Regions from separate parts of the Mus musculus genome. Here region 1 is linked to region 2. Evidence: chromatin loops called from intact Hi-C (ENCODE). Cell type or tissue: heart. All regions are shown on one strand. Each heading gives the region's core, and the rest is flanking DNA. Links, peaks and the distances in the headings are about the cores only. Region 1 overlaps Gm46332 (a long non-coding RNA gene). Region 2 has its middle 29 kb from the start of Pomc.

Evidence for each region. Peaks named below come from ENCODE experiments on the same cell type or tissue, not always from the same donor. Only the 100,000 strongest peaks of a DNase experiment are listed, where the experiment ranks them.
Region 1: it touches region 2 in a loop (3-fold over the local background); 4 of 42 quality-filtered maps call a loop at or near these places.

What each region holds. Positions count from the first base shown.
Region 1 is chr12:4,551,592-4,562,953 of GRCm38, forward strand. It overlaps Gm46332 (a long non-coding RNA gene), which reads right to left. Exons shown (of 3, transcript XR_001780543.1): 2 at 2,336-2,437; 3 at 1,222-1,584. Among named protein-coding and RNA genes, the nearest start is that of Gm46332, 12 kb to the right of the region's middle. In heart, for the core only: no CTCF peak of the experiment used is centred there; a DNase peak (open chromatin) is centred at 6,040; H3K27ac peaks cover 1,069 bases.
Region 2 is chr12:3,920,286-3,931,647 of GRCm38, forward strand. It overlaps the pseudogene Gm9088. Among named protein-coding and RNA genes, the nearest start is that of Pomc, 29 kb to the right of the region's middle. In heart, for the core only: CTCF peaks have their summits at 6,013 (motif pointing right) and 8,758; no DNase peak of the experiment used is centred there.

The DNA.
Region 1 (11,362 bases), core at 1,944-9,943, 630 kb after region 2:
CCCACATGTACCCCAGAGTTGGTTCTCCCTATCCACCACATGAGTACTGGGGATCCAACTCAGGTTGTCAGGTTAGCCTTTATCTACTGAGCTACCTCAATGGATCCTAAATCTGGATTTTAAAATAACGAGAAATGTGTGCATCACACACACCACCACACCACCACCACCACCACCTAAAAGGGTTGGCATGTTTATTAAAATGTTACCAAGGAAGGAAGAACCTCTCAAGAGGAGGGTATTTAAAGGGAAACAATTCTAGCTGTGTTAAAATTAGTAACAAACTTATCAAGACCCCATTTAGAAAGCAAAAGCAAGTTAGCGAGTGGAAATCAGTCTCCACCTATTCCCACGAGATAGGATCTCACAGAACTTGACGCTCTGGCTGCCAGCCGGCAGCCGCAGCACTAGTTAAAGGCACCATGCGGTTACCTCCAGCTTTTTACGTGGATGTGGGGATCTGAACTCTGATCTTAAGGATGCATGGCACGTTCTCTTACCCACTGAACTCCCTCTCTGCACCCTCTTGAAAACTTCATTTATGCTTATGTGTATGTGTGCCCCAGTGTACGTATGTGCAGCACACGCATGTACAAGCCTGTGGGACTCAGAAGAGTAGTTTCATCCACTGGAACTAAATTACAGCTGTCTGTGAGTCACCATGTTGGTTCCTCAGATTCAACCCAGGTCCTTTGGACGATCAAGCAGTGCTTTTACCCACTGAGCCATTTCTCCAGACCCATCCGTTTGCTTGCTTATTTTTTAAATTTACGTCAGCAGGAAGTAGCTTATAGAGGTCTCTGTCCCCTTTTCCCTCAAACTTTTTTTCCGTCCCCTATCTAGTGTTGGGGGCTTGCCACAACCTGGGTTTTAGCCTGGAAAGGCATTTTGGAAACCTGGAAGAGAAGAGGGGCTAGGTGGCGAGAGAAAGAAATGTAGCCAAGACAGTTATTCTGATCAAAGCTCCAATTTTACTGTTGCGACACTCAGTTATGAAGGAAGGGGGAGGGGACCCGATTCCCGCCGAATAATCTCTGGTCCAGTAGAAAGGTGCACGTGTGTGGCTCCACAGGTTCCAGCAGTGGGCGTGGCAGAACAAATGAGCAGGAAGCTCCACCCCTGAGCAAGCAGGTTTCAGGCTGGGGGAGGGGAGACTACAAATAAGGGTTGGAAGGGAGGTAAAGATATAAGAACCCAATAAAATAGTAAAAACAAAAACAATCAAACAACCAAAAAAAAAAATCCCCAAAACAACAACAAAAACAAAACACTACCACCAACAAACACCAAGTCCCTTTCTCCAAAGACAGTTTCCTTCTGCCAGGCACTTGGGGACACTAACTATAATGTGCTTGCCTGGTCTATTCAGTTTGCCCTTGTTTCCTATGCATGCCCCTTTAATCCCAACTCAAGGTAACTTACCCTGGCTGGCATGGGCTCTGGATACTAACTTTTGTTCCCTGCACCTCAAAGCACTGATCTGGCGACTGACAAAAAACAGATCTCAACCTGTGCTGACAGCCACAGACATGCACTTCTTCAGGATCTCAAACAGGGAGTCCTCACCACTGTGCACTTTATTTCCTGAAAGACAGCGTCAAATCCTTTCCAGGTCTGTCTTCATTACTTATGCCATCCTTGGAAATGGAAGTCTATTTTCAACTTTCTTATCTCCTCCTCTGATTCTTACACATATTAAAGACACAGATGAAAAACACATATGTTGAGTTTTGGTGTCGATTTCTACAGATTTGTTGTTGTTGTTGTATATTTTGGAGCTAATTATCTAACTTTTTGTTTTCAATTCTGTGGAACAAATTAAAATTAAATTCCTTTAGGAAAATTAAGAGAGGATTAACCAAAGGAAATTGATGGGAAATATACGATAATCTACTTGGTCCTGGAAAGAAAAACCAGTATGGTGTCCTCTATACTGATTCAGTCTGTGTGATAAAGAAAATGGATTTATACCTTTTAAACTAGACAAAAATAATTTGGTCTCTCAGTCTGTCTTAGTTAGGGTTTTACTGCTGTGAACAGACACCATGACCAAGGCAAGTCTTATTAAAAAAAACAACATTTAATTGGGGCTGGCTTACAGATTCAGAGGTTCAGTCCATTATCATCAAGGTGGGAACATGGCAGCATCCAGGCAGGCATGGCGCAAGAGGAGCTGAGAGTTCTACATCTTCATCTGAAGGCAGCTAGTGGAAGACTGACTTCCAGGCAACTAGGGTGAGGATCTTAAGCCCACACCCACAGTGACACACCTACTCCAATCAGGTCACACAAATTCCAACAAGGCCATGCCTCCCTGGTCCAAGAATATACAAACCTTCACACAGTCATTCAGACTATGTTCCGTGTTAATCATAGCTGACATGTTTTCTTTTGGACTCTTTTCTCACTGATAATAGGGAAAAAGAGAATTCCTTTGCTGTAAAAAAAAAAAATCAACAAGAGATATTTTACTCGTAGAAATGTTAACTGTTTTAATCTGTGAGTGTCAAAGGTTACAGGCATGGTGGCTGTAATGGATGCTGGGATAGTAGCTGGGATAGACTAGGTTGTGAGTAAACCCCAGACTTTCTGGTTCTCTCACCAGAGCATATTTTCACTCACATCTCTTCCAAGCCATCTCTTCGAGGCAGCATCTCAACACCTGGTTGCCATGGCAGGGAAAAAAGAGAGGCTTCAAGGAACTAACAAGTGCTTTGTCCCAGAAGTGACAAATGTCACTTCCCCTGCTGGCTCATGTGTCATAACTGCTCACACAGACCCCCCTAACAGCAAGGGAGCTGTGAGAGGTGGAGGAGTGCATGGATATTCAACGACTAATAAATTACAATAAATTATTTTGCTTCAGATGTAATTGAACTTACAATGAACCCCCTTGAAGTTTTTCCAACTAAAAGTTATTTCCAAAACAACATTACAACCTTGGTGTGCACTCCAATATTGGGAGAAGCAGACCCTGCGCCATTCGCCTCCCACAGTGGCTAATTTTTAAAGAGGCTCTTACAGCTTCCAAACATACACGTCAGTATGGGGCTCTTTTCTTTTTGGATAGTTGCCTTACATTCATGATCTGAGTGGTTTTAATACCACTTAAGAACCCTTGAAATTGGCTGGGCGTGGTGGTGCATGCCTTTAATCCCAGCACTTGGGAGGCAGAGGCAGGCGGATTTCTGAGTTCGAGGCCAGCCTGGTCTACAAAGTGAGTTGCAGGACAGCCAGGGCTACACAGAGAAACCCTGTCTCGATCGAAAAACCAAAAACCAAAAAAAAAAAAAAAAAAAAAAAAAAAAAAAAAACCCCTTGAAATGAACTACCCAAACTAGTTATTTTTTCTTTTAACTCAAATTTTCTGCACCTCCCCAAATTTGGAGTTTTTAACCCAAACAGAAAATATGCACTATAAATTCCAGCCCTCAAAGCAAACTGTCGCAGGCTGGGGTGCTGGCGCGGTGGGCAGAATGCTTGCTGCAAATGTTTGAGCTTCTGAGGTCAGATCCACGGTGTGCACATAAAAGTCCAAAGAGTCCACCTCCAGGAGATAGACGGGGCTCAAGTGTAGGGACAGGGTTACTAACCCACAATCAAAATTCCTGATCCAGAATTGTTCCTGTCTAAAAGAACTTCGGAAACAAAAATGGAGAAGAAACTGAAGGAAAGGCGGTCCAGTAACCAGTCCAACTTGGGATCCATCTCAAGGGGAGGCTCCAAGGCCTGACACTATTACTGATGCTATGGTGTACTTACAGACAGACAGGAGCCTGGCATAGCTGTCCTCTGAGAGGCCCTACCAGCAGCTGACTGAGACAGATACAGATATTTACACCCAACCATTGGACTGAAGTCGGGGACCCCTGTGGATGAATTAGGGGAAGGATTGAAGAAGCTGAAGGAGCGCAAGTTGAGAGGAAGACCCGCAGTCTCAACCAACCCAGGGAGTTTCCAGAGACTAAGCAGCCAACCAGGAGCACACACAGGCTGGTTCAAGGCCCCTGGCACAAATATAGCAGAGATCTGCCCATGTGTGGCCTCAGTGGGAGAAGATGCGCTTAATCCTCCGAGACTTGAGGCCCCAGGGAAGGGGGAGGCGGGGGGGGGGGGGGACAAAGGGGGAGGAGGAATGGGATGAGGAACTGTGGGAGGGGAGACCAGGAAGGGGGTGGGGAGAATGTAAAATTGAAAAAGTTCAGGCACAGTAGTACACACCTTGTAATCTTAGCACTAAGGGGTCAGAAAATCCCAGAGCTTGCTGACAAGCAAGCATAGCCAAATCTTGAACTCCTGGTTCAGTGAGAGACCATGTCTCAAAAAATAAAGTGGAAAAGAAATTAAGAAATATGTGAAGTGTCAATATCTTGCTTCTAGAGGTGTGTTTGCACACGTGGCACACACAAAACAATATAAAAATAAAATTTTAGTTTATTTTTTCAAAAACAATTTTTTATTAGTTTCTTCATTTATATTTCAAATGCTATCCTGAAAGTCCCCTATACCCTCCTAGTTTATTTTTAATAAATATTAATATAAATAAAATATAACAAAGGGTAAATAATAAAAGGTAAATAAATGGGAGATCTGTATCTATAGTTCTATTCTTTTCTTTCTTTCTTTCTTTTTTATGTTTTTAAAGAAATAACTACCATGGTCTGCAGAGAAGGCTCAGCAGTTAAGAGCGCCGAATCTGGCAGGGCCTTGGTAGGGACAGAATGACTAGGCTCCTGCCCCTGCGATGGGGCAAGCAGGCCTGGGCCTCCAAGAGTGTTGATGGGTGCTGTGGGCAGAGGGCTTGTTTGCATATAATGTACACATTTTACATTCCTCCTTTAAGGAATGTCTTCCCTGTTGATGTTAATGACTCCATGATAATCTGGGAGGTGAAGGAGTGGCTAACGTCTCAGCAGAATGGTAAAGGCTAGGACCTGCAAGGACAGCCCTTAAGGCTGTGGAAAAGAATTCTAAAACCGTATGTTCAATACATATATATATATATATATATATATATATATATATATATATAATCTCTCAACTATGTAAAAAAATAAGGATGTGATATGAATATGAATTATATGAAGGGCTTCATGAATCTAAAGGGACAGAGGCAGATGCACTAAGAGCCAGCTTGTCAGAAAGATACTAAGGAAGGAGGCAAGGAGACTTGGTGGTCACAGGAGATCTCACGCAGCCTAGAGGTGGGTTTGTTTGTTTGTTTGGTTGGTTGGTTTTGGTGTTTGGTTTTTTTGAGACTGGGTTTCTCTGTATAGCCCTGGCTGTCCTGGAACTCACTCTGTAGACCAGGCTGGCCTCGAACTCAGAAATCCGCCTGCCTCTGCCTTCCAAGTGCTGGGACTAAAGGCGTGCGCCACCACCGCTGCCAGGCTAGGTTTTTTTAATCTATGCTGACAAAAGACAGACAGATTCCCGAGTTCAGGATCAGTTTGGGATGGAGCCAGGTTAGGCGTTGTAGTAGAAATGGTAATTCCGGGGCGTGGTCCCACCATCTGCATCTGTGCTTATAAGAGGCAGAAGATCTCTGAATTCTTTTGCAATGTTAAAAGGAAATGTGTGCTTGCAGTTCCTAAGAATTGAGGTTTAGGGCTGCAGGATGCAGATTCACAGGATAATCAAAAGGAAGCCTCAAGTGAAAGACTGGATTGATGTGCAAAAGACAAGACTGGGCTTCTGTTCTCCAGGAGAGGAGCTATTCTGAGAATTTTTTAGAATAGCAAGAGAGGGAGGGGAAACTAGGAAAGGGGATAACATTTGAAATGTAAATAAAGAAAAAAAGAAAAAGAACTGCTTGGAGAACTGTCTCCAGGAGAACCTAGGGAGAACTTTCAGGAGATCTCCTGAGAGGGCAGAGAGAAAGAAAGAACAGAGAGAAAGCAGGCTGGAAAGCTGTCTCTAGCAGAGCATTGGCCACTAGCTTGGGACCCACAGTTTGACTTCAGAACCCCTCTCCAAGCCCAGGCCGGCCCTTGTCATAAGAGCACTTCCTGACCTTGCGGAGGCGTGGGGTTAAGTTCTTGGCATCCACTTTGATGGCTCACAACCATCTGTAACCTCATTTCCAGGGGATCCCTAACCTTCTTCCAAGCTCTCAGAGCACCAGCCACAGATGTGGTCAGGCACACACATGCAGGCAGCCTACACATAAGGTAAATATGTCTAAATAGGAATTGGAAGAGAAATAAGTACTATTCTAAATTTTATGTTATCTTTGAATTCTTAGGGCTTAAGCATCTTATATATTTATAGTTTTACATCCTTTACATTTCATTTGGATGAAATAATATAATATGTACTCTGTGACTTGCCTCCTCTCATTCAACATTATATTCCTGAGATTTGCTGGTGCTGTTGTAGCTTCACTGTTAAATAGTATTCCATTCTATGCTGTAATCCATCATTCAACTACTGCTGGACCCTGGTGCTGCTTCTAATATTATGCTATTATAATTAGTGCCACTGTCACTGGGGACATAGCTTAGTGATAGAGTGCTTACTTAGCATTCGCAAAGGCCCTAGGGGCAATTCCCAGCACAATCAAAGTAAAACAGTCCCACTGAATTGGTTTGTTCTTTTGAGAGTTTCTCTAGGATGTGGCGTTGTTACATCACCTTCTGCTTGACTAGCTAGCGGATGCTGTCTTTCCAGTTATTGTCTCATTTTAGTACTCCCACTGGCAGGGCATTAAGAGTTTTTATTTCTCCACATAATTGACAAAATTCAGTATTATTGATAGTTTGCTTAATGTAAACTTGTACCTCTTTTTTCACTTTTTTGGGAGATGGGGGTCTCACTATGGCACCCAAGCTGGCCTGGAACTCACTAGCCTCAAGCCCCAGTCTTCCAAGTAGATACAACTACGGACACCTGTACCCAGTTACAATCAGGTCTCTTTTCTTCTCCTTCTCCTCCTCTTCCTCCTCCTCTTCCTCCTCCTCCTCCTTCCTCCTCCTCCTTCTTCTTTTTAAAGATTTATTTTATTTATATGAGCACACCATTGCTTTCTTCAGACACACCAGAAGAGGACACCAGATCCCATTAAAGATGGTTGTGAGCCACCACCATGTGGTTGCCAGGAATTGAAGTCAGGACTTCTGGAAGAGCAGTCGGTGCTCTTAACCTCAGAGCCATCTCTCCAGCCCTACATGTCTTAGTGTATCATTCCGCTGTGGTTAAATGTAGCTGAGCATTTCTCCTTGTTGCATTCCTTTCTCCTGGGAGCGTGCCAGTCAGCATTCAGGAATGTGCTAAACTTGGAAAGAGGAAAGGTTACTTTGTCTCAGTTTTGGAGGTTTCAGTCCTTTGCTGATTGGCTCTGCTGTTCTGGGCCTGTGCTAACACACAATGGTACAAACTACAGAAGAAGCACCGTCACTTCATGGCAAAGAGCAAAGGGAACCACATAAATGGAGGGAGCCCTTGATCTGTGCTTATATGCACACTGTACGCAAGTGAGCGAGCACACACAGACACACACACACACACACACACACATAAACGGAGGGAGAGGGAGCAAGAGTTAGCACCTCAGGAAGTGCTGGTTTCCCTTCTCGATGCTGTGTAGTGATGAGGCCTAGCTGCAGCCGGGGATTGATTGAACACACAGATGAAGACAACTGTAAGGAGGAAAAGAGAGCCAGAGTCCCTGAATTAAGTTAATCTCAAATCCGAATTTTTTCTTTTTTTTCTGGTTCTCTAAACTAATACTATGTTGTTTAAGTCAGAGTTTGGTAGTTCATTTGAAGGAAAATAAAAGTCTATGATACTATTTCCTTGATGGCCTCCTTCAAATCTATCATGCCAGTTAGGAGAGTCCTCCGTAAAGACACAGTTGTAGGGGTCCCAACAGTTTGGCCTGGTCAATCAGTTCCTGCAGTGTTGAAAGCAGAATAGGGTTTATTTTCAGTGTAGATGTACCAGCGACAATAAAGAGTCTAGTGACCTAAAATCTGTCTTTGAGGTGTAAGCAACAGCTCTGTGGCTATATATAGGGAGCGCCAAAGTCGAGGATTTATATAGCTAGTAATCCTGGGGAGACTGTGGTCTGGTTGGTTATTAGCCTGGGACTGGCCAGTGCCACGGAAGTCACTGCTGCTTGGGAGGCGGTTTCCATTTCTGTCAGATCTGTGATCCTAGGATTTAAGATAAAGCAGGGGAAGAGAGTAACTCAGAGAACAGGTCAGAGAGGGAGCCACACAGAATCAGGCCAGTGGCCGGGCCTTCTTCACTGTGTCTCTAGCAGAATCCTCTGGGTTTGTTACATATGAAGAATACCCTCGTTAGTGTGGTTTTAGTATTTTATTTTAAAAGCATGATTTAACTGTGGGAGTTATTGGCTCAGATGTTATAATCTTTTCATTGTAGTTTTGGAGACTGAACCCAGGGCTTCACACATGCCAGAAGAGCCCTCCTCCAGTGAGTTACACCTCGTGGGTTTGTCATATACAAGTTTTTAACACTGACATGCTCAATTCCTCTGTGAGTTCTCATTTTATCATTTATTGTATAGTTGGTGCCTGGAGCCTAGAAGGGTTTGGATACCATGTATTCCATGATGGCCTTGAACTCTCTGACCCTCCAGCTTCCATCTCTGAAGTGTTGGTATTTGTCTTAGATTAGGTTTCACTGCTATAAAGAAACACCCCATGAGCACAGCAACTCTTATAAAGAAAACATTAATTGGGGCTGGCTTACAGTTTCAGAAGCTTAGTGTTATCATCATGCAGGAAGCATGGCAGCATGCAGGAAGACAGTGCTGGAGGAGCCTAGAGTTCTACATCCTGATCTGTAGGCAGCAGCAGGAGACTATGTGCCACACTGGGTGTAACTTGAGCATATGAGACCTCAAAACCTGCCCCCACAATGACACACTTCCTCCAACAAGGCCACATCTACTCGATAAGGTCATGCCTCCTAATAGTGCCACTCCCTATGGCCAAGCATACAAACACATGAGTCTGTGGGGGCCATACCTATTCAAACTACCACAGTATTATATGTGTTTGCTACCATACCTGACTCCTTGTAACAGTTTTTTAATCTAAAAGCATTTGTACCTGCAGCTGGTTCACTGGTTATTCTCATGTATCTTATTTATAAGTATACACATTATATATGTCATTGTATATATGCACATGTGTAATAAATGTAACCTCATGGAACTGAAAAGCTTCTGTAAGGTTAAGGCAAAGGACACCACCAATAGGAGAAATGGCAGCCTGCAGAATGGGAAAAGATTTTCACCAGCTCCATATCTGGTAAAGGGCTGATGTTCAAAATATATAAAGAACTCTAGAAACTAGACATAAACAAACCAAATAACTCAATTAAAAAATGGGATACAGAGCTAAACAGAGTTCTCAACAGAGGAATCGCAAATGGCGAAGAACCTAAAGAAATGTTCAACATCCTTAGCCATCAAGGAAAGCAAATCCAAATGACTTTGAGATTCCATTTTACACCTGTTGGAATGGCTAAGATTCAATACACAGGTGGCAGCTCATGCTGATGAGCTGTGGAGCAAGGAGAACACTCCTCCATTGCTCGTGGAAGTACAGCCTTGTACTGCCACTTTGGAAATCTGTGGAGAGCTGTTTTAGGAATTTGGTGGAATACCGGGCTGGGACAATGAAATAGGCTCAAGGCAAATACAGCTGAGAAATGTATTCTTGTATCTAGACCATCCTGATACACCTCTAAACATAGTGACCATGGGACTTTATTGCTTTGATTTTTTTCCCTGCTTGTTCCTTGACTACTATATTTATTCTTTGTTTGTTCATTGACTACTTTGTTTATGCCTTAAGAACTGACCATATTTTTTGTATGTACCCAGAATCATATAAAAGTGGACTAGAAAAAAATTAAACTCATCTCAGCCTCAGAACTCAGGTCATGCTACAATGTTGTCTAATCATCTCTTTTCTTTTTAATCCTCGATCCTGCCCTGGAGAACCTGTTAACTGACTGAGCTGGCTTGTTCAGATGGCACCCAATTTGGGACTCCAGTAAGCAGGGTACAGTGAAGGACAATGGGAGAAGTGCTCTCGAAGGAAAGTAAAAGAAGATTTGGGCCATTAGTGAATAGACCCCACAAGAATGGGGCAATGTAATGGTAAAGTGTTTTTGTGTATGTGTTTAGAGTTATGCTAAAATCTAGAGAAGCAAAAATAATTCTCATAGATGCTTTTAGCCTTTGAGCCCTGACTAGAAACAGTTTACACTAAATATATGACAGAGAGTGGGTTTGAGAAAAGCAGTCCTCCCTGACTATTCAGGGATGCTTTGGTGAAGGAGAAGGAAAATGAACGTAAGCTGTTTGAGTTTTCCTGGGGCCAGGAGGAGGTCAGGAGACATCCTGCCTCCTCTCTGGCTCCTACTGGAGAAGTACTTCTGGGTCCCTTAGGTAGGATATCTGGTCCCTTTGATGGGACATCTAGTTCTCTTCCCTGTCGATTGTCTGTCCTTGGCGCACCAATTTGTCCATGTCTGTCAGTTTATGTCTGCGTTTTTGCTCTGTTGCTTGAATGTTGTTCTGTGTTTCATGTTCAAAAGAAAAAAAATGATTAAAACTTTATCTGCTGGTTGTTCACCCTTTGATTTGGTTTTAACTCATTTCAAAAAATAAATAAATAAAAAGCAGCCTCGGTTGGCCTTTGGAGCCCTGCACCTGTAGTTAGGAGTCTAGCACAGCTGGAGAAGCCCTGCTAGGGGCTGATTGTCTGCACAAGCCGCTCTTAAAGGGGCAGCAGCTTCTTTGCTTCTATGGTAAGGAAGGGCAAGGATGGCTGTTTCTCCTAGAAAAATCTCTGTGACCGTGATTATTGGGTTCAGCAGGTGACAAGGTGCTCCTCCCTTAAAATTACAGCTAGAAAAAGTAAGAATTTTGTCTAGTCTAAATATATAAGATGTGACCGGATGTGGTGGTGCACACCTTTAATCCCAGCACTCGGGAGGCAGAGGCAGATGGTTTTCTGAGTTTGAGGCCAGCCTGGTCTACAGAGTGAGTTCCAGGACAGCCAGGGCTATACAGAGAAACCCTGCCTCGAAAAAAAAAAATATATACACACACACACACACACACACACACACATATATATATATATATACACACATATATACACACATATATATACATATGTGTATACATATATATACACACACACACACATATATATATATATATGATGTGTGTTACCACTAATTTTTGTTTCTGACTTGTTTTAAATGTATAAATATGCCCTGCATGTCTTGGTTATAGATTATTGGCTTATAAGTTATTGGGTATGATTAAATATTTGTAACATTGGTAACAGAAGGCTGGCTTAAGCCTGGTAACTCC
Region 2 (11,362 bases), core at 1,582-9,581:
CCTTGTTTGCATAAGGGGCCACTGCTGCATTTCAAGAATCTGATGGCCCTGGTAGTGGCCCCTCCCCCCACCCCTTCCTTTCCTGTGCCTCAGGATTTTAGGATTAGCCAGCCAATAAAACTGTAGGGTCAGACCCCAGACAAAGGGGGAGACTCAGTCACCTCCTGAGTTAGAATAGAACGTGCTCTTCCTGTCTCCGTGTCTGCTTTTCTGAGCATCCTGGCTGTCCTGGAACTCTCTTAGGGCACAGAGCTCCATGTGCCTCTGCATCCAAGGGTTGGAACTAAAGGCGTGCGCTGCCACTCCCGGGTTTAAGCACATCCTCTTGATCAAGAGTAAACTTTGCCCTGTCTAGATACTTTGCTTGAAGTGGTGATCTCTCCGTGATCGTAACACATGTATTATTTCTAACACACACATGCAGGTGAAATACTCAGACACATGAAATAAAAAAATCTCTTAGGTTGGAAAGATGTGGGGAGCTGGAGAGACTCAGTGGTTAGGAATACCTGTTTGTTGTTCTTTTAAAGGACCCGAGTTCAAATCCCAGTGCCTGAGCTGGCCATCTTACAAGCACATGTAACTCCAGCTCTAGGGGACTCAATACCTTCTTCTAACCTTCATGAACACACACTCAAATTCAAGTTAAAAAAAAGAAGAAGAAAAAAAAAGAAGAAGAAGAAAGAAAGAAAGACTCCGGGTGTGCTGGCGCACGCCTTTAATCCCAGCACTCGGGAGGCAGAGGCAGGCTGATTTTTTAGTTTGAGGCCAGCCTGGTGTACAGAGTGAGTTCCAGGACAGCCAGGGCTACACAGAGAAACCCTGTCTCGAAAAACCAAAACCAAAACCAAAAAAGAAAAGAAAAGGAAGAAAGAGAAAGAAAGAGAGAGAGGAAGGAAAGAAGGAAGAGAAAAAAGGAGGAAAGAAAGAAATCCCCGCAGCGTATTCAGTGGGAGCCCAGAAGGGTGTCTCCCTCACTGCCAGGCTCTAGCCTACAGCCTAGAACCAACTGACTTTACTACCCCCATCCAGCATTTTCAAGCACAAGGATGCTTCTCTCTGGGTAGCCACTGCATGTATATGTATAGCTACACTGACCTATCTGTATGTAATCTTACAGACCAACCTGGCTCTCAGAACCTTGTTCTCCTAAAAGCAGGTGTCAGAGCTCTTTCAAATCACCCAGCCCAGGCTACCACCTCCACTCTAGCAGTTTTTTACTCTTACAGAAAATGCTGCAGAGAAATCAATCCTTAGAAGTGGAATTGCTGGCCAGGCAGGCACACGCAGCTGAAATGTTGATGGCTTTGGTCAAATCGCCACCCTTAAAGGCTCCAGCAATTTCCATTTCCGCAGCTAATCTCACCCCCAGAGCACTTCCGCGTGTCTTTGTTGGACACTTGCCTTTCATTCTAATTTGTGTTTTAACAGCGGAGAGCTGAGCTGGGCTTTCTGCACCTCTGTCCTGCATCGATCTCTCTCACTCTGTCTTCTAGGTTCCCCCTGACTGCTTCATGGATTTCTGGTCCTTCTTTGTAGTTAAGGAAATTAGTATACTGTCTCTCACCCCGCTGTAAGTATTTCCCACTGCCTAGCTGTGTTGTTTTCAATGGGGGAGCTTTACATTTTAAAGACTCAGATTAATACATGCATACCCCACTTCTTCTCTACACACTCTGTGCTCCCATTTTGAGGGTTCCATTTTGAACCTGCCCACTATTAAGTCTAACGTAAAGGAAAAGAGGTTTTCGTCCATATTTAATTGCTCTCTGCAGGGTCACCTGTCTCCAGCACTGCTTACTGAATAGACCATTTCCCCAATGATTTAGGGCCACTTTGAGAGTGTGAACATCCACACATAGTGGATCTGTTTCCAAACCGGTGTGTCTTATTGATTTTCCTGCCTATTTTTGAGCTCGGGCCAAGTCGCCTCATTTGCCACAGGTTCACACTTTACTTCTACCACCTGGTAAGAGGTTTATCACCACTTTTCACTTATCTTCCAGATGACTTCCAGTGTTGTTTTCTTAGCCTCATGGGAGAGCAACATAAAACTCATACAACATAATCGAATCATCATGTGCTCTGCAGAGAAAGAGTCCTGCATGGGGAAGGGGAAGACAAGACAGAAGGTTTTGTCTGTGATAATACATTTCTGGCAAATGTATAGGTTATCCCAGGGAAACATTTCCTCACACATATCACTCCCCACTCCTCCTCTTTAACTGGGATCTCACTACGTAGAACATGCTGGACTCCAACACACCCAAAGAGATCTGCCTGCCTCCATCTTCCAGATTCTGGGAGAAAAATACACATGCCACCTTTTATTTAATTAATTAAATTTATTTATTTAGCCGGGCATGGTGGCACACACCTTTAATCCCAGCACTCGGGATGCAGAGGCAGGGAGATCTCTGAGTTCCAGGCCAGCCTGGTCTACAGAGTGAGTTCCAGGACAGCCAGAGTTACACAGAGAAACCCTGTCTTGAAAACCCAAAAACCAACCAAACAAACAAAAATTTTATTTGGGTTTCCAAGACAGAGTTTCTTTGTGTAAAACATCGTGTCCTAAATTTTTATTTATTTGTTTATTTATTTATTTTGAGGCAGGGTTTCTCTGTGTAGCACTGGCTGTCCTGGAACTCGCTCTGTAGACCAGGCTGGCCTCCAACTCAGAAATCCGCCTGCCTCTGCCTCCCAAGTGCTGGGATTAAAGCTGTGCACCTCCACTGCCCAGCTACCGTGCCCATTATTTAAGATAGAATCATGTGTAGTTTACAAATTCTCTCTGTAGCCAAGGGTGGCCATGAACTCCCAATTCTTCACCTACCTCCAGAATACTGGGATTACACACTTCCCTACTGCCCTGGTCACAGAATGCTTCTTTTGGCCAAAACAAAATGTATTTACAAAAGTATGGGTTTTTTCCTATGCCCTCCCTTGTTCCCTAATAAAGCCACGGAGACCTTTATATTTGTTAATAAGTTCCTTGCACGATAGCTGGGCGGTTACCGATCTCTTTTAAGCGGACTATGCAGCAATGGCCTACTTCCCAGTCACGTGGCCATTACCTGCCACCGTGGACCCCGGGTCCCAGTGGGAACTCCTCAGAGCCCAGCTGAAACCCTCTCCCTGGCTCTCTGGGCTCAGAAATCCTGCCTTTTCTTCTCCTGCCCAGCTAGATATAGGCTGACCAGCTCTATATTGACCAATCAGAAGATGATGGAGAACGTGTTTTAAAAAACGGAGTCAGGAAATTCTTCACAATAATGGCAACACCCAAGTCTGGACTGCAACCAGATCTCAGGTACAGAAATCAGCACTGGAATACATGGTGCACAGAAAACATCCCCCAACATGTATCTTTGTATTTATTCAAGCCTTTATATCTTTCAAGTTCACATCTTTCATCTAGAGAGGACTTATAGGATTCTCATTAACACATTTCTAAACAGCCCTTCTTGTGTTGGCAGTATGAATGCATTCTTCTCATCCAGTGTGCTTTCTAACTGTTTATTACAAGGGATCATTCTGAAAAATGCTTTAAGCAGGGTATCGTGTAGCCTAAGTTGGCTGTGGTTGCTATATTGAAGCTAGCCTTGAACTCTTGATCTTCCTGCTTCTGCCTCCTGAATTTCTAGGATTGCCTTACCAACTTGAATAACTAGACGTTGGCTCTCTTTGTGGGTTTTTCCTTCCACCCTTCACTCCTTTTCTTCCTTTTGACCTCTGAACACTAGATAGAAGAGACAACAGAACTGAGGGGAAAGGAGGAAACATTATCATTAGACTACTTCCTGTGAGTTTGATCTCTCAGATGTCAGGACATCTAATTTCTTCTTATTTCTTCTTTGCATGTGAGTTCTTAACAGCAACCAATAGCCCCCACCACGGGGGGCTCTAGCATTTATTATTTATTCTGAAAAGTCCTCAGAATTCCAAAGGCCACACAATCATAGTAACTATCTGCAGCTGGCAAATCCACGCCCTTGCTAGAGCACAAGGCAAATCATAGTCAGCTGCTGTGGATGACCTGAAGCAGCCCCACATCCCAGGCCTGGGAAATTCTCACCACAAGCTTCTAACAGGGAAGTGGTCCCTGGGTTAAGTCAGGCTCCTGGTACCTTCCTGTCTATCACTGTTCTAGCACAGCCGCTGCAGGTGGGTGTGGTTGAAAGGATTCTGGGTATCGGGTGCTTTGACGGACTCTGTTGCTGGAACTCTCTAGCATGGGGCAGAGGGCCTGGAGGCAGTAATGACCATCTTGAGCTCTCTCCTGCGGAGACCAAACATCCCTCCTTCTGCCTTCTTCTGATCTGAAGCAGCATCCACTTATCCGGGCTGTTTACTAGACAAATGGCTGAGGGCAGTCGCTCGGAGGCTGCCTGTGGCCATTAGCAATGATTTCCTGCCAAGTGTGTGACAATAGAGGTTGTGACACGGAGTGAAGATTTCAGGGCAGAAAAGCACAAGATGATTACACGCAGAAGAGAAAGAAGCTGCATTCGGAGTTTTATCTCCTCTATCACTAGCCAGCACCGGCAATGCGGTGGGTGCTCTGTAAATACTTGACTGGGAATGAAACACAGAGAAAACTCCAGGAGGATCAGGGGTATAAAAATGATCTGAACAGGGCCTGCTGTGGTGGGCAGATGTAAAGAGAGCCGGCTGTGATGTGTGGTGGTGCACACCTTTAATCCCAGTACTCTGGAGTCAGGGGCAGGTGTGTCTCTTGTGTGTTCAAGGCCAGCCTGGTCTACAGAGTAAGTTCCAGGACAGCCAGGGCTGTTACATGGAGAAACCCTGTCAGAAAAAGAAAAAGAGAGAAAGAGAAAGAGAGAGAGAGAGAGAGAGAGAGAGAGAGAGAGAGAGAGAGAGAGAGAGAGAGAGAGAAGAAGAAGAAGGAGGAGGAGGAGGAGGAGGAGGAGGAGGAGGAGGAGGAGGAGGAGGAGGAGAAGGAGAAAGAAAAAGAGAGAGATGCCTTCCACCTATCAAAGTACCAGTGTGATGGCTCAGAGGATCTCCATATCAGCATATGAGTCTGATGATCTAAGTTTGATCCCTGTCCCTGAGCCTCGTGTGCTGTTATCCCACAGAGTCTATCATCCAGCTCTTATAATGAGATGGGAGGTAGAGACTTGAAACTGTGGAAATTCATGTTCTCTAACCACACAAGCACAGTGGCACATTCGTGCCTGTGAGTGCTTGCCCTCAAACCTTCAAAAGATGATTTGATTTGTGTTGTTTTTAATTTGTGTGTGTGTGTGTGTTCAGAAGGTCACAAGAGGGTGTTAAATTCCTAGGAGATGGAGTTATAGGTACTCACCCATATGTGTGCTTGGAACGGAACACAGGTTCCGGAACCACAGGTTAGGAACGGAGCACTCTAACCACTGAACCACTTCCCCAGGCCCTGTGGTGTTTGTTTGTATGTTGGTATTTTTGAGACAGGGTCTCTCTATTATGTAGCTTCTGGAACTCGCTGTGTAGACCAGGCTGTCCTCAGACTCACAGAGATTCACCTACTTCTTCCTCCCAGGTTCTGGGATTCAAGGCATGCTGTACAATGTCCTGCTCTTGTTTGGAGACAGGGTCTTGCTATGTAGCCTTGTATGACCTGGAGCTCATGTATAGATTAGGCTGGCATCTAGCCTGCTGCAGACCTGCCTCTACCTCCCGAGTTCCGAGGATTGTGCACATCATGCTCAGATAATGTGATTTCTGTAATTATTATTCCCTTCCCCTTATTTCTTTAGGGACAGGATCTCATGTAGCCCAGGCTGTCCTTGAACTCACTATGTATCCTAGGCAAGCTATCTTGAACTCCTGGTTGTCCTGCCCCAGCTTCACTAGTGTTGGGATTAAAGTTGTGCATTCAGACATCTAGTTGACTTTTTTTTTCAAAGTCCCATATGTTATACCTTCTAAAATGTCTATATGGAAGCTAGGTCAAGTAGAGAGTTTTCTCCTTTTTGGCTAAATAGTCCTGAGGTGGCTCGGCCCCTAAGGTGGCCACCAGAGGGCAGAGTTGTTCTATTGTGGGGATATTGTAACCCACCTGACCAAGTTCCAAACAGAGCTTTGAAGTTCTGAGGAACCACCTGCATGGAGATCTTCATGGAGTGGGCCTGTTTCCCCTCACTCAATCACAACTCCCAGATTGAGGTCCCAAGTCCCAAGCTGTCTTTCTGCTTCTTGTGTGATGAGCACAGCCCATCACACACCTTCTCTGAACTCACCAATCTCTGAAAGCCCTGTTTAAGGCTTTACAGGAGACCTTGAGTGGGAAAGCCCTGCCTCTTCTTCTTCTTTTTTTTTTTTTTTGGGGGGGGGGGGGGGACAGGGTTTCTCTGTGTAGCCCTGGCTGTCCTGGAACTCACTTTGTAGACCAGGCTGGACTCGAACTCAAAAATCCACCTGCCTCTGCCTCCCAAGTGTTGGGATTAAAGGCATGTGCCACCACTGCCCGGCTGCCCTGCCTCTTCTTAACAAACTCAAGGCTTGAGAGCCTCTAGACTCTGTCTGCAGACAAGTTCATCATCTCCCCAGGAGGCCTCAAAGGCCCAATCTGAACCAACCTTGAGCAACAGTCCTTCCTGCCCTGAAGCTCATGGTGCTGTGTGTGTGTGTTGTCCATGGATGGATGAAGGATAAACAGATCTCGGGAGAGCTGTGATAAATACTATGAAGACAATAGAGGAGGCAAGGGGAGTGAGAGGGAAGGGCTGGGATTGATTGAAACTGGAATCTACCCATTTGGCTAGACTGACCAGTGATCTCCAGGAATCAGCTTGTCTCTGTCTCACCAGAGCGAGGGAATATGGGCACCTTCTATCTGCCACATACAGCTTTTCCATGGGTGCTGGGGGTCTAAATGCACACTTGCAAGCACTTGTAGTGAGAATTTGGCTTTCTTAAAAACCCAGTTATGGGGATAGAGAGATGGCTCAGCAGTTAAGAGCACCAGCTGCTCTTCCAGAGGTCCTGAGTTCAATTCCCAGCAACCACATGGTGGCTCACAACCATCTGTAATGGTTCTGATGCCCTCTTCTGGTGTGTCTGAAGAAAGCAACGGTGGTGTACTCATATGCATAAAATAAATACTCATATGCATAAAATAAATAAATATTTTAAAAAGTTATGTTATGTGAATATGTTTCTGTTTTAATCCCAGGTGTGGGATATGGGGCTGCTTCAGATCCTCCGCAGCAGCTGACTATGATTTGTCTCATGCTCTGGCAGGTGCATGATTCTGCCAGCTGAAGATAGTTTGCTTTTGAAATTCTGGGCACTCTTTTTTTTTTTTTTTTTTTTCCGAGACAGGGTTTCTCTGTATAGCCCTGGCTGTCCTGGAACTCACTTTGTAGACCAGGCTGGCCTCGAACTCAGAAATCTGCCTGCCTCTGCCCCCCACCCCCACCCCCACCCCCCCCGAGTGCTGAGATTAAAGGCGTGCGACACCATGCCTGGCTTATTCTGGGCACTCTTGAGAAGGTATAAAGATGCCAGAGCTCTGGACGTGATGGCAGCTGTCCCTCCCTTCGCTGCTTCTTCCTGTTGTGTTTGCTGCTTTAGCTCTCGGCTGTATTGCTGGTTGGAGTTATCCTGATGACACCAGTTGGATTTGCCTCTAGAAACTCAATGCCCCTAACCAGCAGGAAGTAGTATAAAGAGGTCTATGCCTCCTTCCCCTTCTAACCTTTTTTGCCTACCTAATGTTGGTGGGCTAGAAGGGATTGGTGAAGTGGTGCACGCCTTTAATCCCAGCACTTGGGAGGCAGAGACAGGAAGATTTCTGAGTTTGAGGCCAGCCTGGTCTACAGAGTAAGTTCCAGGACAGCCAGGGCTACACAGAGAAACCCTGTCTCCAAAACAAAACAAAACAAAACAAGAACCCAATAAAGTAGCCAAAAAGTATGGTTACAAGCATGTCTCTGAAGATGTCTCCAGCCCCTGCAAGTGCTATTTTATACAAAAGTCAGGGAAATCTGGTAAGATTAACTCTGACTAGACACCTCCAGGAAATTAACCAGACAAGACTAAAGCGAAGGCTGGAGTCCTGGCCACAACAATAAAGTGCTTGGCTAACATGTACCTAGAGCCTGGGCTAGATTCCCAGAACCCTAAGGAAATTCAAAGCTCCTTACAACAAACAACAGTGACACTGCTTGGGGGGGAAGCTAGGCCTGCGAAGGCCTGTGGTGGCAGAGCACACACATGAGCTATGTATCTGTGGGGCTGGCAATAAAGAACCTGCAGGGCTACAGGACTCCAGCAGTCTCTTTGCCTCTTGGTTCTTTTGCTCCGTGAGTTACTGTATGGATCACAAAGGTCGGGAGCCTGATCAGGAAGCTGCTGTAACTATTCACGTGAAAAAGGCTTTGACCCAGGAATCTTAGGAAGTGCTTGCTGGATTGGACTGAGCTGTTTGGTTCAAACCAGTAGAAATCAGAACCTCCTAGCCGCTTCTAGGGCATGAGGGAGAACCCTCCACTAGAAGCAAAAACTTGAACAGGAAAAGCCATCTGAATTCACAGAGAGTTCTGTTGTTTGTCAGGAACCATGGAGTTCAAAGCCAGAAATGCCCACAGGATGATGAATTCCAGATCAGCAGTGATGCCACTCATCTGAGGTCACTTGGCAGCAACTCCATGGATTCTAAAATGAAGGCTTGCTCTACTGATGCACACAACTGTGGCTGTTGTGCTTCTCCAGCCTCTTACACCAACTCTATTTCAATTGTGCCAGTGGTGGCATCCCCTGGGTGGCAGCAGAGGTCTGCTAGTGCTATGCCAGTCAGCAGTCCAGCTCTGCCACATACTCAACCCCAGACCCTACCTTGCTTCCCTGAGCCTCTGAGGCAGCTCTGGTTTCTCGGTACTTGGCAGGCGCCTTGGTCCTTTCACTCACCACTCAGATCAGAAGTCCGTGCTGGCTGAGTGCTGGTGCTTGCATGTGGTGCCTGTTGATATCCTAAGTGTCCATGTCCTGTGGCTCAGTGCTTCCCGTTGTAGGATGCAGCCTACAGCAGTGCATGATTCCTGCAGATTCATATGCAGGGATCACAATGCAGAACAGTAGGCTTATTTATGTGTGTGCCTGAAGGAGTTTATATACACCACGGGCAGGCGTGGGCCACCCGAGGGGCCCAGAGGCTGTTGGACCTGGAACTGGAGTTACAGATGGTTTTTAGCCACCTGACATGGGTGCTGGGAACTGAACCCAGGTCCTGTGCCTTAACCACTGAGTCATCTCTCTAACACTAAGCAATATGTTTTAAGGAAATCTATTTTTCTATATAGGGTTTCTCTGGCCATGTAGTCCTGGCTGTCCTGGAACTTGCTCTGTAAACCAGGCTGGCCCCAAACTCAGAGATGTGCTTGCCCTTGCTTCCTGAGTGCTGGAATTGAAGGTGTGAGCCACCATTGCCTGGCTACCTATAGAAAAATCTTGAAGAAGAGGAAGAGGAAGAGGAGGAAGAGGAGCAAGGACAACAAGAACAGCATCTAGTGTGGTGATGGCTGCACACATCTTTAGCCCTAACTTTTAGAAGGCAGGGGCAGGGGCAGGGGCAGGGGCAGGGGCAGGGGCAGGGGCAGGGGCAGGGGCAGGGGCAGGGGCGGGATGGATTTCTGTGATTTTTGAGGCCAGCCTAGTTTACATAGTAACTTTTAGGTTAGCCAGGGCTACATAGTAAGATGGTGTCTCCACAAAAGAGGAGAAGGAGATAAGGGAGCTGATGAGAGGGCTCAGCAGTTAGGAGTGAGCATTGTGGGTGCAGAGGACCTGAGTTCAGTTCTCAGCTCCAGATCAGGTGGCTCTCAACTGCCTACAATTCCTGCTCCTGGACATGTGACTTCTGGTCTCTGAGGGCAATGACTCTCAGGCACATTCTGTCTGGCACACATAATTAAGAGTAAATTTTAAAATGTTTAAAACTCTTCAGAGGGAAAAGTAAAGCCCGGCGTTGGCACGTGAGCTGCGTCAGTGCCCGGCCTGGCGTTGGCACGTGAGCTGCGTCAGTGCCCGGCCTGGCGTTGGCACGTGAGCTGCGTCAGTGCGGGACCTGGCGTTGGCACGTGAGCTGCGTCAGTGCGGGACCTGGCGTTGGCACGTGAGCTGCGTCAGTGCGGGACCTGGCGTTGGCACGTGAGCTGCGTCAGTGCGGGACCTGGCGTTGGCACGTGAGCTGCGTCAGTGCGGGACCTGGCGTTGGCACGTGAGCTGCGTCAGTGCGGGACCTGGCGTTGGCACGTGAGCTGCGTCAGTGCGGGACCTGGCGTTGGCACGTGAGCTGCGTCAGTGCCGGGCCTGGCGTTGGCATGTGAGCTGCGTCAGTGCTGGGCTTAAACCCAAGAGAAGCAATTAACATTCACACAGGAAACTCAGCACTAATGCTCAGAGCAGTACTGCTCATGACAGCTAAGTGAGGAACAGCTCAGATACATGAATAAGATAGGCCATGCAGTGAAGTTTTATTCAGATACAAAAAAGAATGGGGTGGGTGGGGGTGTAGCTCCATTGGTAGGGTGCGTGCCGAGCGTGCGCCAAACCCTGGGTTCATATCCAGTACAGTGTAAACAGTCATGGTGGGACAGGCATGCAATCCTAGCATTTGGGAGATGAAGACAGGAGGGTCGCAGCTTCAAGGCTAACTTTGGTTCCTTAAGGAGTTCAAGGTCAGCCTGAACTGAATGAGAATCTGTCTCAAAAAAAGATGGAGGGCTGAGCAGACACGGTGACCGGGTGACGCGGTGACACGGGGGTTAAACATTTGCTGCTGTCACGGAGAGAGGACAGGCTCAGTCCCCAGGACCCACATGGTAGCTCACAACTCTCTGTGACTCCAGTTCTAGGGGACCCAACATCCTCCTCTGACCTTTTGAGGGCACCAGTGTGGTACTCAGACGTTCAAGCAGGCAAAACATCCAGACACACTGAATAAATCTTAAAAACAAAACAAACAAATGAATAAAAACCAAAAATTCGTTTTCATCCTCTCTTCAAAATCTTACATTTCTTTTTTCTTTTTTAAAAATTCCTTTATTTACAGTCCAAAATGTAAACAGGATGATTGGTTCTCATTTGTGATACTTCCGGGTCCTGGATCGCATACTGTGGAGACAGGGAAGCAAACACAGAGGCCAGTCCAGCTTGTCAGACTCAAGGGAGAATGTCACATCAACACAGCAGAGGACCTGGTTCCGTCTTGTCTAGATTACATTTCCCACACTGTGAGATCACCACTGGCAGTTTGGGCTTATTGTTGGGGCCTGTGGGAACATTCTCGATCTTCCTCATCACTACAAGTCCGTCAATGATTTTTCCAAACACTACATGCTTTCCATCCAGCCAATCA